Linked DNA regions of Homo sapiens: region 2 is linked to region 1. Evidence: chromatin loops called from intact Hi-C (ENCODE). Cell type or tissue: CD14-positive monocyte. All regions are shown on one strand. Links, peaks and the distances in the headings refer to the core of each region. The heading gives the core; the rest is flanking DNA. Region 1 holds the start of SYT6 (synaptotagmin 6). Region 2 has its middle 110 kb from the start of SYT6.

The links. Hi-C counts contacts between places; a loop is a spot of excess contacts. Peaks named below come from ENCODE experiments on the same cell type or tissue, not always from the same donor. Only the 100,000 strongest peaks of a DNase experiment are listed, where the experiment ranks them.
Region 2: a loop joins it to region 1, with 2.1 times the contacts of the local background. A loop is called at or near these places in 4 of 110 quality-filtered maps.

Annotation. Positions count from the first base shown.
Region 1 is chr1:114,151,865-114,160,195 of GRCh38, forward strand. It overlaps SYT6 (synaptotagmin 6), which reads right to left and starts at 2,005. Exons shown (of 8, transcript NM_001253772.2): 1 at 1,746-2,005. The coding sequence starts at 1,908. RefSeq lists an enhancer at 3,180-3,793 and a silencer at 4,723-5,017. In CD14-positive monocyte, for the core only: no CTCF peak of the experiment used is centred there; DNase peaks (open chromatin) are centred at 937 and 3,167; H3K4me3 peaks cover 3,100 bases; H3K27me3 peaks cover 7,179 bases.
Region 2 is chr1:114,260,995-114,269,325 of GRCh38, forward strand. No RefSeq gene overlaps it. Among named protein-coding and RNA genes, the nearest start is that of SYT6, 110 kb to the left of the region's middle. In CD14-positive monocyte, for the core only: no CTCF peak of the experiment used is centred there; no DNase peak of the experiment used is centred there; H3K27me3 peaks cover 1,410 bases.

The sequences.
Region 1 (8,331 bases), core at 112-8,111:
GAATCTCCAAGGCAGGGAATCAACTTCCCCAACCTCCATCTCTGTACCACCCTCTAAAAGTTCTTTATGTCTAACCTCAGTCCCTTCTGCTGCAGTGATCAAACCATTGACTAAACATTGCCACAACTAGGGACAGCAGCGCCTCCTACGACCCTCACAGGGCTCAGGTGGGCTCCGCTCACCCCAAGGCTGGATACAGCCCCCTCACACACACAAGCCTCCCCTTGGCCCACCGCCCCCTCCCCCGAACTGCTCCTCACGGGTATCTACCTCTATATACGACCTTTAACCTCAAGTGAAAGAAAACAGGACCCTGGGACCTGCAGCCGCTGGGGAGTTTACCCCACCTGTACCTGCTCCCAGAACCGCCGGTCCCTGGCTTCTCGTCCCTGGAGCAGCGCGTGGGGACCAAATTCCCGCCTCTGGCAGCCCCTTTCTCCCCTTCCCGCGCCAGCGGTGCAGAGCCACTGAGCAACTCCCGAGTGCTCCTAGGCCCAGCGCTACTGGGGTCGGGGTGGGGGAATAAGGAGGGATGGAGCCTGCAGAGTCTCCTGGAACCCCGGCGTCCTGGTCCTTGCAGGATCTCCCCACCCCCACTCCGCATTATCTCCAGGCCTCTCACTCCCCCAGCCCCTCCCCCATGGAGGGGACGCGACCCAGTACTCCCTCCCGCCCCGGACCCTCCAGATATCGGGACAAAGAAGCCCCGCGGCAGCCGGCGAGCGTGGCTGCCGGGCACTGGTGCAGCAGGTAAATACCCTGGGCCGGCCGCCACGTCGCCGACCCTCCCGCAGCTCCCGCCGCCAGGGCGCGACACGCCATTCCCCCTGCCGCGACTCCCCGGAGACGCCGCAGCTGCGCGCCAGGGTCCAGCCCGGCGGGGATCGGGCTCGGGACTCACCCGCTCCGGCGAGCTCGACTCAGCTCGGGCTCCCGCCTCGGCTAGGCAGCCGCCTGGGGCTGCGTCCCGCGCAGGGTCAGCGCGGATCGGGCAGGAGGCGCCCTCTTGGCAAAGTCGGCTAGAGGCGCCAGCTCAGTCGCGCACCGGCCCCGAGTCCGAGTCCGAGAGGGACGGAGGGAGCGAGTTATAGGGGCGAGAGGGGGTGGGGGAAGGACGCCGCAACACCCTCATACCCTCCCCCACCCCGCCCCCTGTCCCCCGCCCCCCAGCGGAGACGCGGAAAACCACTCGCAGCCGGAGAGACACCCGGACACAAAGACCTCGTGCCAGCCGCAGACCCAAGTTTCTCCCGGAGAGACTGGGGGTCCGCCCGCGTTCACCGCGAGAACACACAAACGGACGGACAGACCGACGCACGGACCCGGGGACCTCGACACTCGCTAGGAGGCAAGCCCTATTCCTCAGCCGGGCGCCCCTCGTCTCCCGCTCTCTCCATGGACCCCTCTCCTGGCAAATCGCCCGCAGAGCGAGCTTGGAGATGCGAGGGAAACTGAAGCCCCAAGGGTGCCCCGTCCTGGGAGCCTGGCTGTCTGCGGGGTCCCCCGCATTCCGCAGTAGTAATACAGGAGGGCCGGGGGCTTCTACCCCAACCTCCGCTCCCCTTCGGGTCTCTCCTGGCTGTGCAAGCGATGGGCCAGAGGGCTGGACGAGGCTGGCTCCCAATCCAGAATCCCGAGCTGGGGAGTTCTCTCTAGGTTCTGGGGCTCCTGGGACCGGGGCTTTGGGGAAGGGAGATCGCAGGACGGATATCCAGGAAGGGAGGGGGCCCTGGGTCTCCCGTTACCTGCGCCTGCCGCGCTGGGACTCCGCTCTGGGGGCTGCAGCTCGAAGCTCCGACAAGTCTCCACGTCCAGCCCGAGAGGGGGCGGCCGGGCCCGGCACAGCGAGGCGAGGACCGCGAGCGCCTCCTGGCACCGAGGCCCGCCGGCCCCCCACACTCCGCTCATGCCCTAGACACCCAGGCTTGCCGAGCAGCAGCTCGAACCCGCGCCCCGGCCGCACTGGGGCGGGGCACGACGGCCCCAAGAAGACCCTCCCTGCAGCGGCCCCCTGCGGCTCCGCTCTGCTTTTAATCACTTCCCCGCAGGGTCCCCGCCCCTCACGTGGCATCCCGCGGCAGCTGGCGAGTCTGGCGCCTCGCGGCCGCCCCCTCTACACTCAGGGACTGGCCTGAGTCCGGGGGGTGGGGGTTTCGAGGCGGGAAGCCGGGCTGTCCCGAATCTCGGAGGGTGCAAGGCCAGGAAAGAGTCCGGGTTCCCACTCCGCATTCACTGCCTGGTGTGACCTTGGGCGTCTCTGAGCCTCAATTTTCCTCTCCGTAAAGGAGGTGTAATGATTTTAAGTACTTCACGGACTCCCTGGGGATAGAAAGATCGTGTTTGTGAAAACACTGGGTAAACTGCCACATGCCACACGAATGACAGAGAAATAGATAACCCCGTAACAGAAAGAGCGACGGTCAGGCAGGGTCTGGGAGGACCTTGGCCGAGGTTCCTGACGGGAGCAGTTAGACTGGCCCCCGAGTCCCAGCTTCGGAGGTAGAAGACCCCAAGACAGGCGGGCGATGCGAACTGCAAGACTTTCCGAGCTCCGCAATCCTGCGGTCCGCGGTACCCGCATGTTGCTATGGCGACGGGAGGCAGCGGCCGTCTCTCTCCATGGCAACGGGAGGGAAAAGTTTCTGGCAAACAGGAATGGGGGGTCATTTCAAGAGGGCGCAGGGCGCTCAGTTCCGCCGACCCACCTCCTTGCTTCGGTGAAACAGCACCAGAGATCATGTATCTTTCTGCTAAGCATAACAAGAAAGACAGAAAGCTCAACGGGAGGATTGAGGCTAGACTTAAAGTAGAGATCCCCTCAGAAACTGTGGAGTGAGGCCCAGGAACAGATCGGCTGAGAGGCTTCGAGCTGCCTCACTCAGCGCTGGAAGTCTGTGAGCCATGGTCAGGGAGGCCGGGGGACCAGCGCCCTGCAGGGGCCTATCTCGGGAGTCTCTTGATCTACACCTGTCGGCGGTGGGGCCCCTTCTGTGTGGGGCTCGCCTGAAGCCCCAGACTCAGGTCCATTTGCTCTCCCGGAGCTGGGAAGGAAGCTTTAGCTGCAGCCCCTGGAGGCTGCTGGGTTGGTGTATGCCCGAGTGGCTGGCGAGGGAGAAAGGTCTTGCCTCTTAATTAACACGCTTATTGGAAGTGACTCGGGCAGTGACTCACGTTCCGGAGGGAGGAGATTCGGAGCCTTAGCTCCTGGCGGTCTCCACTGCGCGCCATCTGTGCCAACCGGCCCTTGGACTTGCGATCCCCTAGCAGCTGGTGCCTGGGGCACCAAGGGCTAAGGCAAGGCCTGTGAGGACCCTGGCCCAGCCAGGCGGCTTTTCCACCGTGAGGCGCCCCCTGGCTCTGTCCACGGTGCTGAAGACCCAGTTGGTGCTACCATCGCGTGGGCATAAGTTTAGGGGACGAGGGAGAGGCAATTGTTGAAGGTTCGCAGCTTCCACCCTGACCCCTGTGCCTGTGATAGCAGAAGGCTAGGAACTCAGGCAGGGACCAAGCAGACACGACGCAGGCGATACTGTGCAATCCGGGCTGCCTTCCTGCTGGAGGTGTTTGGTTGCTGTTCCAAGAACAAGTGGGGCTCTGGCATCCCTATGCGCCTTCCTGGTGCTTCTGAAAACCCACCTGAGGAGCCTAGAGGCCCCATTAATTTCTTTTCCATCACCCGATGCAGATCTCAGCACCCAGAAGAGCCTCTGGCTAAACGCTTATTAGCAGTTTCCCAAGTGGCAGGTTTGTGTTTATGTAAAATACAAATGGAGAACTGCTCTTTGCCCGTGTTTATGGCAACTCTGTCACTCCCCTGCTATTTCTCCCTCCCCCTCGCGAGTTCCTGGGGGAAATTCACAGAACAAAGCACCTTGTTTTGCCTTTGCAGAGAATGAAAAAACACAGGACCATTCCAAGGGCCCAGACCTGTGATGCAGGGAAATCAATATTTTGCTTACATCGAGTGGGGGAATTTGCATCTAAACTGAAGGCAAAGGAGCTTGTTTGGAGCAGAGCAGGTGGCAGGAGCCGAGAATTAACAGATAATTTCTCATTGTTCCTGGATTCAGCCTCCACACTCGGCAGGCGCTTCTGCAGCGTCTCTGGCGCCCCGGCAGCAGCTCCGGACCTGGCATTTCTCAATCTAGCAGTGTGAAGGAGCTGCTGCCCTGATAGGGCTGCAGAAACAGGTTAGGGCCCCTGGGTCAGTCAATAGCTATTGAAGTTGGATTGTAGGAGTTAGCGTGTGTGGGAGAGACAGAGATGAGAGAGACAGAGAGAAAGAAACAGAGACAGAAATAGAGGCAAGAGACAGATACAAATGAGAGAGACAGAGGATGAGACAGAGATACAGAGAGACAGTTATAGGAAATAGAGAACAGAGAAACAGACAGGGAGACAGATGTACAGGTAAAGAAACACACATTCAGAAGGAGACATTAAGGTAAAGCCTCACCCTAGTTGTCCTCTTTAGCCCGCTACCTCCCCCAGCCCCCAGGTCAATTGCTGATACCACTGTGGTCACATAACCAGCCACAAAGCAGAAAAATTCTTCATGTAATGATGGAAACTTTTTTGTCTCTCAAACCCCTTTGCCCTGCAAACCCAACCCCCAAACACACCTTTGCTTCTTCCCATATGAAGAGATAAAATTCAGAGTCCCAGGGTCCCACCAAGAGCTGGGAGGGAGGATCCAGGGTCCCACTCAAACCCAGAGAGGGAAAGAGGTGGAAAGAAGTGGAATTGTTGCCCTTCAATTCTATCTCTCAGAGAAATCCCATTCTGAGTTTGGGTTTAGGGGTGGGGAGGAGAGAAGCAGGAGCAGAGACAGTTAAGCATGGAGTGGTGGCAAATAAGTACATTGGACAGGGCCTGGGAGGGCTGGGATTCAGGGCTGGTGCACCAAAGCAGCCACGAGGCTGTCACATCCCCTATCTGGGGCTCAGTGTGCCTATGTGAAGTTGGATTAGGAGCTCTTTGAGGCTCCTTCCAGCAACAGCACTCTAGGATTTTACATGAGGGAGAAAAGAGGAGGCTGGGGCAAAGGGAGGAGGGAGGCAGCCTTTCCTGGCTCTGAAGCTGAGGGTGGTTTTACAGAGGCCAACTCACTTTCAGCTCCCCCTCCCCCATCGTTCTCATTGCGCCTACAGCCATGCATGGAGCATCCCGAGTCTGGGCACCTCCAGACCAGACTTCTCAGATGCAGGAAGAGGAGCTGGGGTGGAATGGGAGGCAGAATGAGAGGAGGTTTGAGACAGAAACAAGAGGCCTCCCACTCCTATGCCCTCCTCTCTTCGGAAATAGCCAATGTGCTCATCTCCTGCCCCCAACTTAAGTCTCTGCCCTTGGGCAGGCTCCCACTCTGCTCTGAGCAGCAATGTCTTGTTGAGTTATGTTGCAAATAAAATAAATTAAAACCAAATAATAATTTCTTTAAAAAAATTGAACCTTGGTAGGAAATTGCTAATGCTGTAGGCGGGAAGAATGAGCTCCTTTGACATGAGCCGATGTGTCATATTGTCTTTCCATCTCAATGCAATTTCTAAATAGGGAGCCCTTTCCCCATTCCCTCCTCCCTCCAAGTCCCCAGCAGAAATGTAAAGGGAGCAGTCTGACGATTGTAGCTGGATTGTCTGACGTGCAGGGAGAGACACAGAGGAATAGACACACAAGCACACCTACAGCTTTGCCACGTGGATAGAAGCTAAGGAGGCTCTGACCCAACCCTGAGGGCCCCTGGTCTCTTCTCCCCACCTCCCCCATCCTCTGCTTACTGAGGCATGTAGCCGCCTTCTGCAGAAGTGTTAATTTACTCAAAAAAACAAACATCAGTTGAACCTAGTCTACTGCAGAATCAAGTTGAGGTCCTGTATTTGAGGGTATAACTTCATATCATTATTTGGAATAAACTGTACTATGGATTCCCTATGGGGTTTCAGCCAGAACAGCTTTATCAGTATTTCCTGCAGATGACACTCTCTCCCCCAGCCCCCATACCAAGATAGCAAATCTAGCCAAAGCTGGGTGACTTCTGCAAATCATGCTGTCCCAAGCCATCATCAGAGTTTTCAGGGATTCCTCCTTACCTGAGAAGATGCAGAAGACGTTGCAGAGCTCAAGGTCAATGCCTAGGTGCTTTTTGAAAGCGTCCATTCTTGCTTTTATTCCAAGAAATATGCTTGGCAGTTCAAACATCCTGAACCAGGGTATATTTGCCTCTCTCCCATTCCTCCCCTATTTCAGCAGTCTCATCTCTGTTCTGTGCTCTCTGCTCAAGCACACAATATTCCACATCAGACTTGGGAAGACTGGACAATGTTTTCTGCATCCAGCCTGGCTTTGTGGACAAAAGCAGGCTGGAGTTCGGGGAAGCAGAGACAGGTTGAAGGTCAGAAGGCAGTATCATCCTTCAAACAACTTTAGAGCTAGGCCTAACCATGGTGGGTCGAGGTCTGTCTCCATTACTGAGAAGTGAAGATGATGTCAGAATGGAAGGGCTAGGAAGGGAGCCAAATAGTCCTCTTCTCACTGACCTTGTACAGAAGAAACAGCACGGCTTTGGAGTTGGACAGATCTGCGTTCAAATCCTGGGTCTGTTATTTACCAACTGGATTGCTTTAGGTGCTATACTTTAGCTCTCTGAACTTCAGCTTCCTCATTTGTAAAACGGGACATATAGGGCCTGCTTCACAGTGTACAAGGCAAGGATTACATGAGTTGGGTTAAATGGTGAAGGTACTGTGACTGATCCATGGCAAGTGTTAAATGATGGTTCCTGTCCCCTTTCTTCCTTTTTTCAGAATGTAGAGGAAAATTTAGCAGGTACACTATTCAGAGGTTAACCTGTATTCTTCCATGGGGCAAGTCTCTGCAAATTGTCCAGAAGGAATTTATCTCATGTAATTCTTACAAAAATACTGAGAGGCACAATGGGTGGATCCTAATCATCCATCTAGTAGATGAGGAGATTAAGTGACTGGTTCCTAGTCCACAAGGGAGGAGATGGCAGAGAACTGGAATTCAGGCCTTCAGACAGCAGATCAGCGCTCCTTCCTTCTTCACCATGCGGCAGAAAGATGGTGGGGATGTGAATACTTTTTCTTATTTTCTTACAAAAGGTTACAATATTTTAAAATTGCCTTTACAATAAATAAAAATTTAGAAATAAATTACAATGCAGTGAAAGATTTTTTCCTGTGCCTCTTTGCAATGCTCTTGGCTCTTTGACCTTAGCCATTTCAGTTGCCTCTTGGACCCAGTTACTGGTCTAGAGGAAAGATGGTGTCATTGATAAAATACGGGGTTGGGGCCAGACAGCTTCATGGCTCCATATGTGCTTGGTTGCTTCACTCTTGACAGAGGTAGGACTCCTCAGAGAGCAGCTTGGGGTGTCTCTGTGCCTGGACTGTGTCCTGTGGTCAGAGCCCTGCTTCCAGGAAAGGGCCAAGCCAAGATTCTTGTAAGACCAGGACTCCAAAGATTGGAGCTCTCCCCAAGGAGCCTGGAGAGAGTTTGCAATCTTAGGTCTCTGGCTGTTCCACTAATGAAAGGAAACCAGATAAAATGCCAAAACTAATTAAAACAACAAACCTGAAAAGGCCCTGTCAAAACTAGGAAGTCTTAATTCTTGATTTCAACAGAATTCAGGTAGGAAGAATCAACAGAGCATGCTTTGGGTCAGTGGACTGAAGCCCCCTACAGAACTGAGGTGTTGGAGTCCCTGGAGAGAACAAATCTGTTTACCAAATTCCAGCTTCCATCCATTTGGTAGAATAAAAATCCTTTTCTATCCCAGCCCCCAAGCCTTATATACATTTCTGCTGTTTGCTAGAGCCATAGTAATGGTTTTAATGAGTCAGCCCCCAACCTTTATTAATACTTCTCTACCTTTGTAAAGCATGGCACAGTTTACACAACAGTCTTACGTATGTTATCTCATTTCATACAACAACCCCAAGATTGGACAGTATTATTCTCATTTCACTGGTGAGGTCCCAGAGAGGCTAGAAATAACTGGCTCAGGATTCACAGCTAGTGAGTGGCCGAGCCAGAGCTCAAGTCTGTCTTTTCATGCCACTCGTTCACTCATTCAACATTTATTGAGGTCCTACTAAGACCCAGTCTGTGCCAGGCACATGGGATGCAATCCTGTGCTGTTTCCTGTATACAATGGCCTTCAGCCACACCACATACAGAGCCCTGAGCATATGGGCTCTGTCCTGAGGGAGTGCACACCATCAGTTGTGTAAAGAGGCTGTGTGTGAAATTGACTGAAAATGAGTTCTTTGACCTCCTTGATGCGCAGTTGCACAACCCACATGAACAGTGAAA
Region 2 (8,331 bases), core at 87-8,086, 110 kb after region 1:
CTATTTTAGCACCAGGCTGCCCAGAGACAGAAACTATCACATGTCACTCATAGGTGTACTATGCATTTTCAAATGTCTGTGGGGCTATTGTGATGAATACAATGCAGGATACTTAAGACGCAGGTGAGGGTGTTCAACATTTGACATTAAAAAGGGCATCTTCTTACTTTCAAAAGCTGGAAACTCCTCATGTCATGGAAAGAACACTAGAAGGAAGTCAAGTGCATTGCCTGGGAGTGTGATCCTGCACAAATCACATCCTCTCCCTGGACCTCAGTGCCCTCATCTGTAAAGGACGGCAGTTGGAAGAGCTGACCTCTAAACCCCAGCACTAAAATTTTATGAGTTTAAAATCACTCTCTCCTAGCTACGTGATGATGAATATTTATAATGGCTGACATTTTTAAAGGAAGGAAACTACATAGACAGCCTCTATAGCCACATAAAACAAATGGCAGACTAGTACCTGTCGGTTTTTTCTGTCAAATGTTAGTTTTTGTTAGTTGTACCACTTTCCCAACCTCTTCACCCGCTGTCGTGAGAGTCCCCTCCTTTGTCTGCAGCATCCTGTATGTGTCTTTCAAGATTTATTAATGTTGGTGTTTTCTCAGCGACTGTAAGGTGGCCATTATTGCCTCTCTCCATTATTTATCCATTTCACTTGCTTGGTGTTATTTTTATTTTTCATGCCCTCCAAGACCTCTCCTTGAACAGATTGCTTTCTATTACCGTAGTCTTAACACTCTGTTCTAAACCAAATTGTCCTCTGTCACCCGTTTGCCATCTTAAATTCATCTGTGGGAGATGTAATTGCCAACACTCCAACTGTTGCTTAAATATTTGCCCCTTTCCCATGACAAGTTCTTTCAAAAGAATGAAATCCTCACAGTCAAGTCATGTGTTTATGTGCTCACCATCTGTGGTGCCTTTGTGCTCTGCCCTCAGCAGGAATTTTCTGGGCCTTTCCATCACCTTTCTATCTGCACTCTCCTGCCCTCACCCACTCTACCTACCTACCTCTACCTCTGCACCCACCAATCAGAATGCCTCTTCATGTCTGGAACCAATCAGAAAGCCTCTTCTTCCAAACATGTATTAAGCATCTGTGAATGGGCAAAGCTTCTCTGACAAAAGAAAGCACAGAAGATTTGAGGTGTCCGCTCAGGAAAGATAATCTGTAGGAGGGGAGAAATGCGCACTGTAAGTCTTACCTTTCCTTTGGTGAAGGCATACAGGGAAGTCTTACCCCCTGCAAAGTGATGAGCACTAGACATCCTTTTCTGTTCAGGAAAGACTCTTGCTGCCATCATCAGGAGGGACGTGGCTACCCCTTTAATACGCCGACTCAATCATGGACCCAAACTGTTTCTGCTGGATTATTTTAGAGCAGCTAAGGCAGGCTGGGCTTTTTCCATTAGACTATGTTAAATATTAAAAGACAATAAAAAGGCAATGCACAAAGAAAACACCAGAAATTTTTTCAAATCAAGAGTACAAAGTGCAGCATGCTTATCCTATTACTGCTGTTTCAGTGTCTGACCCTTCCCTATGCTATCTAAAATGGTTACTCACTCACCCCCAGAGAAGTCCAACTCTAAATGTCCCTCGCATGAATGTCTTGCCTCCCAGCTTCCAGCCTGCCTCTCTTCCTCTCAACAAGGCAGCCGTAAGAAGCTGGCAGTCTTAACCATACAACCATCACTAATTCAGCAAAAATTTCTGACCCCTGCCTTTCTGTGTTCGGCACAGAGGTGCAAAGTACAGTGTGAAGCTTCCACCCGCAACCCTCCAGGTTTGTTTTCACTAATGGGGGAGGCAGACAGTAAACTATCAATTCCACTAAAGGATTGTAAGTGTTATTATGGGGACATACAGAGAAAACTGCTCTCTAAATCAAACTGAGAGGTCAAGGAAGAATTTCTGGAGTCTGTCATGCTTGAAATGAGATGTGAAAGATGAGTATGATTAGTGAGATTTTAAAAAGAGAGAAAGGAAGAGGAAAGTCATTGCAGGCAGCAGGGACTGCATATGCAAAAGCCATGTGTTTATGGGCTCACCAAGTTACACCAAGGTATAACTTGGCATTGGTCATTGGGGAACTTCAGTTGGCTCTGTTTGGTTTGAGCAAAGGGTGTGAGGAAGAATCTCAGGAAAAGACGCCAGGAAGGGGTCAGAGGGCTGCATCAGGAGAGGATTTGTGTACCAAGTGAAGACTAGAAACTTTATCCTGACAGGTCTGCTGAGCCATTGAGGAATTTTAAGCAGAGGATTGACATGATCAGCTTTGTGATTCTGAAACTCTAGCAGGAATGTTTAAAAAAAAAAAAAAGAAGGGGAGAGAAAAGGACAGGAGTCAGTGTGGAACCAGTTCCAATAATCCTGGTGAGAAATGATGAGAGGTTAACCCCAGGTAGATTCTATAGAATTTCATGAGTAGTTAGATACGAAAATGGAAGAGAGAAAGAAAGAGAAAGCGAGAAAGCCGAGAACATCTCCCAACTTTGTGGTTAAAACAATTAGCTAAATAGTAACAGCTCACTGTACTGAGTACTTATGATACACCATGTTAAATGCTTTGCATGCTTTCATTCTTTCATTCAGCCATTTCTTTGAGAGACTACTATGTGCCAGGCACAGTTTCAGGTACTGGGGTTACAACAGTAGAGAGAAAAAGAAAAAAGGTAAAAACTCTTGCCTATATAGAGTATGCAGGAAAATGATAAGTAATGAGGAAGAAACATAAGGCAAAAAAGGCAATAGGAACATCAGGAGTGGAAAGAGTTTAAACTGTAAAGTGGGTGCCCAGGGAAGGCCTTACTGAGAAAGTGGCTGAGAAGTGAGGTATGTGGCTCTTGTGAGGGACAGGCATTCTGAGTAGAGGCCCTGTGGTGAAGTGAACCCCTGGAACAGCCAGTGAGGCTGGCTGGAACAATGAGGGGGAAAAGTAGAAACAGATGAGGTCAGAGGTATGGGGAGGGGCATGGGGGGACAGGTCACCCAGGGTCCCACAAACCATCGTAAAGACTCCAGCTTTCACTCTAAGGGAAATTGGAAGCCACTGCAAGGTTTTGAGTGAAGTAATAATGTGATATTAACAGAATCATTTGCATTTTAACAGAATCACTCTGGCTACTCTGTTGGACATAGACTGAAAAGGGGACAATTCAGAGGCCATTACAGCAACACAGGTGACAGATGATAGAGACTAGGATGATGGCAGTGGTGACTGTGAGAAATGCTAAGTTCTGGATATATTGTGAAGGTACAGCTAGATGGGATAAAATTTTAAATGTGGATGTGAGAGAAGGAGAAGACATCAAGAATGCCAGCCATGGAGTTGCCTTTGATTGAGATAGGGAAGACTGCAAGAGGAGCAAAAATAGAAAGGGCTCATTTTTGACATATCGGTTTTGAGATGCCTATTAGGTATTGAGTGGAGATTTAAGGAAAGAAATTCAATATATGGAGATTTAAGGAAAGAAATTGAATATATATATCTGAAGTTCAAAAGAGAGGTCTAAGCTGAAGCTATAAATTTTCATCTTCAGCATAGAGATGGCACTTAAAACCATGTGATTGGATAAGACATCACTGGATGTCCCATCTACATCAGTGATTGGAATGGGAAAGGAACAGGGTCTATGATGAAGGTACATCCTAATGGACATCAGCAGTCCCATGCAAGTCACTCCATTCAGAACAGATTATTATGGGTCCTGAAGACAGGCGAGACTAACTTCCGCAGACAGAAGAGGAAGGACTGCTTTTATTGACAAAAAAGCCTTGGCAGAATTTGGAAATCGAGGTCCTCTATTTCATCAGAAACTGCCCATATGTCCCTATCCCAATTTTCAGGATCCCTCTGTCCCAATCAATGCTCTGACTTTCACATAAGACCCTTCAAGGTTGTGAATTTTTTGATAACACCTTTTTAAAGATACAAGTTACACACTGTGCAATTCATCCATTTTAAATGTATAATTTAATTATTTTTTTCGTACATTCACAGGTGTAAATTCTTTTTGCCCTGTAATTCAGCAATCTTCAAAATTAGACCATGGGTTTGGATTTCAGGATCTTAGCCCTGCACCTACAGAAGATAAGGGTTTCTTTCAGGGGAGTTAGAGGAGCTTTCTAGCTCATCACGTGGACCTTGATCTGGGACTATTGAGCACTGAGCTCATTATTTTCTTTACCCAAGCTCTCCAGTATACTAGGAAGCAACCAAGTTCTTCATCATTTTTATTTGCTCTAAAATCTTATATGGCAGCAGCCATTTGGTACTCAATGCCTTGCTTTGAGCTTGATTGCAATGGCTACAGATGGTCATTTAAATAAAGATTTGGCATTATATGCCATGGGTTGCCAGTGTCCAATTTATCATCGGTAATGGGGTCTTTCATGCCTGTAAATCTAGTCAGATCAGTGAACCAATTCCAGATTCCCAGTATTAAGATTCTATTCCCCTAGAACCACATTTGATACCAATAACTGTGTCAGTAAGGCTTTAGTTAGGGAAGCAGAATTGCTACGGATGTTATGGGATAAAGGATTTATTATAGTAATAAGACCTCACAATTGTGGAAGGAGTTAGGGATGGAAAGGTATAGAAGTGGTGTTGGATGATCAGGAAAGGAGTCAGTCAATCTAAGCCAGACATGTCCAACACCTATGAAGGGGGGACTCATGGATAGGTCTACAGGAAACTTTAGCCTCGGTATAGCTAATGCTTCTGTGGTCCACAGTCAAGTGTCTGGTGGTGGGCCTGGGCCACTCTTGGCAGTAGGGCTAGCAGTTGAGGAGAAGAGCTGGACTTGGAGAAGAGGAGAGCAAGGATATGCTAGAAACTGCTTGGCACCTGTGTGCCTATCCTGACCAACTACATCTGACTATGATGACCTGTACAGTAATGGCTACTGCTTTATTTCTAACTTCCAAATATCACACAAGTTCCTCTTTTGGCCAACTCTAGCCTGGAATCATACAGAAAAGAGGACTCTGAGAAACTCAGTTCCCAGATTAATTAAATGACACAGTAAAAACCACCTCAGCATCCACAGACTGACCTGGGGCATCCCAACTTTCAGAGGTCAGGAAGAAGAGAAGGAAAAAGGAAAATGACTGGAAAAAAGGGGCTGCCAGAAAAATCAAAGGAAAAGCTAGGAGAGTTTGTTGTCCAGCACCCAGGTGAAGAAAAATGTCTCAAACAAGTGAGAACAATTTAGAATCCAAAATGCTGTTGATGGGTCAAAAACAATGACTGAGAAGCAATCACTGAATATTCCAACATAATAGTTGGAATCACAGATGGCCTTCAAGAGAATGATTTTAGTGGAATGAGAGAGCAAACTTTACTGGAATGGGTTCAAGAGAAAATGGGAGCACACTGAAGATAGCACATTTAACCAAGGAGTTTTACTAAAAAAGGAAGGTGAGAAAGAAGCTAGTGACTAGAGGGAAAATGGGATTAAGTGAGTTTTGAGAATAAAGGAAGAAGGGAGCATGGGGAAGGGAATGATCCAGTAGAAGGAAAATCTGATTGCGCTGGAGGAATGCTGAAGCAATATGCTTGAGGGGATAGGAGGCAGGGTGGGGTGAACTCTAGTGTATAAATGCAGGCTGTATTCGTCCATTTTCATGCTGCTGATACTTACCCAAGACTGGGTACTTTATAAAGAAAAAGAGGTTTAATGGACTCAGTTCCACATGGCTGGGGAGGCCTCACAATCATGGCAGAAGGTGAAAGGCATGTCTTACATGGCAGCAGGCAAGATAGAATGAGAACCAAGTGAAAGGGCTTTCCTCTTATAAAACCATCAGATCTTGTGAGACTTTTTCACCACCATGAAAACAAAATGAGGGAAACTGTTCCTTTGATTTAATTATCTCCCACCAGCTCCCTCCCACACCACATGGGAATTATGGGAGCTACAATTCAAGATAAGATTTGGGTGGGGACACAGCCAAACCATATCACAGGCAGCGGCCTTAACTGAGAGCATGGAGAAGGTCATCCATCAACTATTTCTGCAGGGAAGAAAGAAAAAATGTGCAGAGACAGGATGATTGCTTCTCCAGTAAGATTGGAAGCAAGATCATGAACTCAAAGCAAGGATAGAGTTGGAATCGTTGGAAGTCTGAGGAAAGAAAAGAGAGTTTGAAACAGCTATGGAATATTGTATTTTTCAAAGATACTCAAAACAGTATAGATCCCATTCCACTTGCTCTTCTTACAACGTGATGTTGAGATCTCTCCATCAAGAGGTGAGTGTCTGTGTTCCCACCTCCTTGAACCTGGGAGGTGCTTTGTAACCAACCATTTCAAACAATAGAATGCAGCAGAAATGACACCACATGACTTCCAAGGCTAGCTCATAAAAGGCAATGCAGCTTCTACCTGGGCTTTCTCTCTCTCTCGGACATGTGTCTTTGGAACCCTGAGTCACCATGCGAGAAGTCTGGCCACCCTGAAGCTGCCATGTTGGAGAGACTACATGGAAAGACCACATCTTAGAGACCACAGGTAGAAACATATAAGGAGCCCCAGATGTTGCTGCATCTGGCTTTTTCAGTCTTCCAGCCCAGGTACTCAACATGAGAATGAATGGCTGTCAGATAATTCCAGTTCCCAGCCTTCAAGCCACCTAGTTGATGCTCAATGAAACAGAGACAAGCTATTCCCATGGAGCTGTGCCAAATTTACAGATGCATGAGAAAAATAAATGTTGTTATTTCAAGCCACTAAGTTTGGATATAAACTTGTTATGCACCAATATAATTGGATCAATAGTTATCTAGGAAGTTACCTAGGATGCCATCAATTAAGCACCCCTTGGTTTTGATTAACTCACCCAGGGAGTATGGTTTGTATCAGAGTGGTCTGGGGGAACATTTGCAAAATGTGTGTGTTAACCACTTTTCTGTCCTGGGGCCTATCATAATTGGGGTGTAGGGAGCTACAGGAAGGAGGCGGTACTCTTCAGTGTTTATATTTTGAAACGGTTCCACAGGGAACATACAAACTCCCAAGTTGAGAATAATTGACAAAAATAAGAAGCACGAGGGTTAAGGACCAAATTCCATGGAAACTGTCATTTAAGTATCAAGTGAGCAGGAGTGTTCTTGAAGAGTGCTTCTCAAATTTTTTTAAAAACAGCTGCATTGAGGTACAGTTTATATATTATAAAATTCACCCATTATAAGTATATAATTCAATGATGTTTAGTAAATTTATAGAGCTCTGCAACCATCACAAAAATTCAGTTTGAAAACATTTCCATCACCGCAAAATATTTCCTCTTTGCAGTTAATCCCTGTTCCCACCCCAAGCCCTAGGCAACCACTAATCTACTTTCTGTCTCTATAAATTTGCCTTTTCTGGACATTTTACATAATGAAATTATGCAATGTGTATTCTTTTGCATCTGGCTACGTTATGTTTTCAAGGTTCATCCATGTTGTAGTGTGGATTTGTAGCTTTTTTTTAATTGCTGAATAGTATTCCATTATGTGGATAAATCACATTTTATCTGTTCACCAGCTGATAAACAACTGAATTGTTTCAAGTTTTTGGCTATTGTGAATAATGCTGCTATGAACAATTACATACATTTCTTTGTGTGAATATACATTTTTGTTTCTCTTGGGTAGAATCCCAGGAGGGCAATTTCTGGATTCTCTTGTAAGTTTAACTTTTTAAGAAACTGACCATGTCCTTTACGGGGACATGGATGGAGCTGGAGGCCATTATACTCAGCAAACTAACACAGGAACAGAAAACCAAATATCATGTGTTCTCACTTATAAATGGGAGCTGAATGATGAGAACACATGGACAAATGTGGGGGAACAACACAGGGGCCTGTCGGAGGGTGGGGGTGGGAGAAGGGAGAACATCAGGAATAGCTAATGGTTGCTGGGCTTAGTACCTGGGTGACAGGGTGATCTGTGCAGCAAACCACCATGGCACACACTTATCTATGTAACAAACCTACACATCCTACACATGTACCTTTGAACTTAAAATAAAAGTAGGACATTTTTTAAAAAGAAACAATTATTTTTCGCAGTTTGCCCTCGTTCTTCTTCCTGCACCCTGGGAGAAACTTGGATGACACAGCCACCTAATGGGCAGGGGAAGAGGAGAGTTTGGAAACACACATGCATTAATAGATGATGTCCTGTCACGAAAATTATTGTTCTTGTTTCCTAGATGAAGAAATTGAGGCCTGGAGTGGGTAACCTGTCCATGGTCATGCAACTGGTTTGAGGAAAATCATCACCAAACACCACCTTGAACTTCTAGAGCACTATCTGGAACGTGTGGTGCTG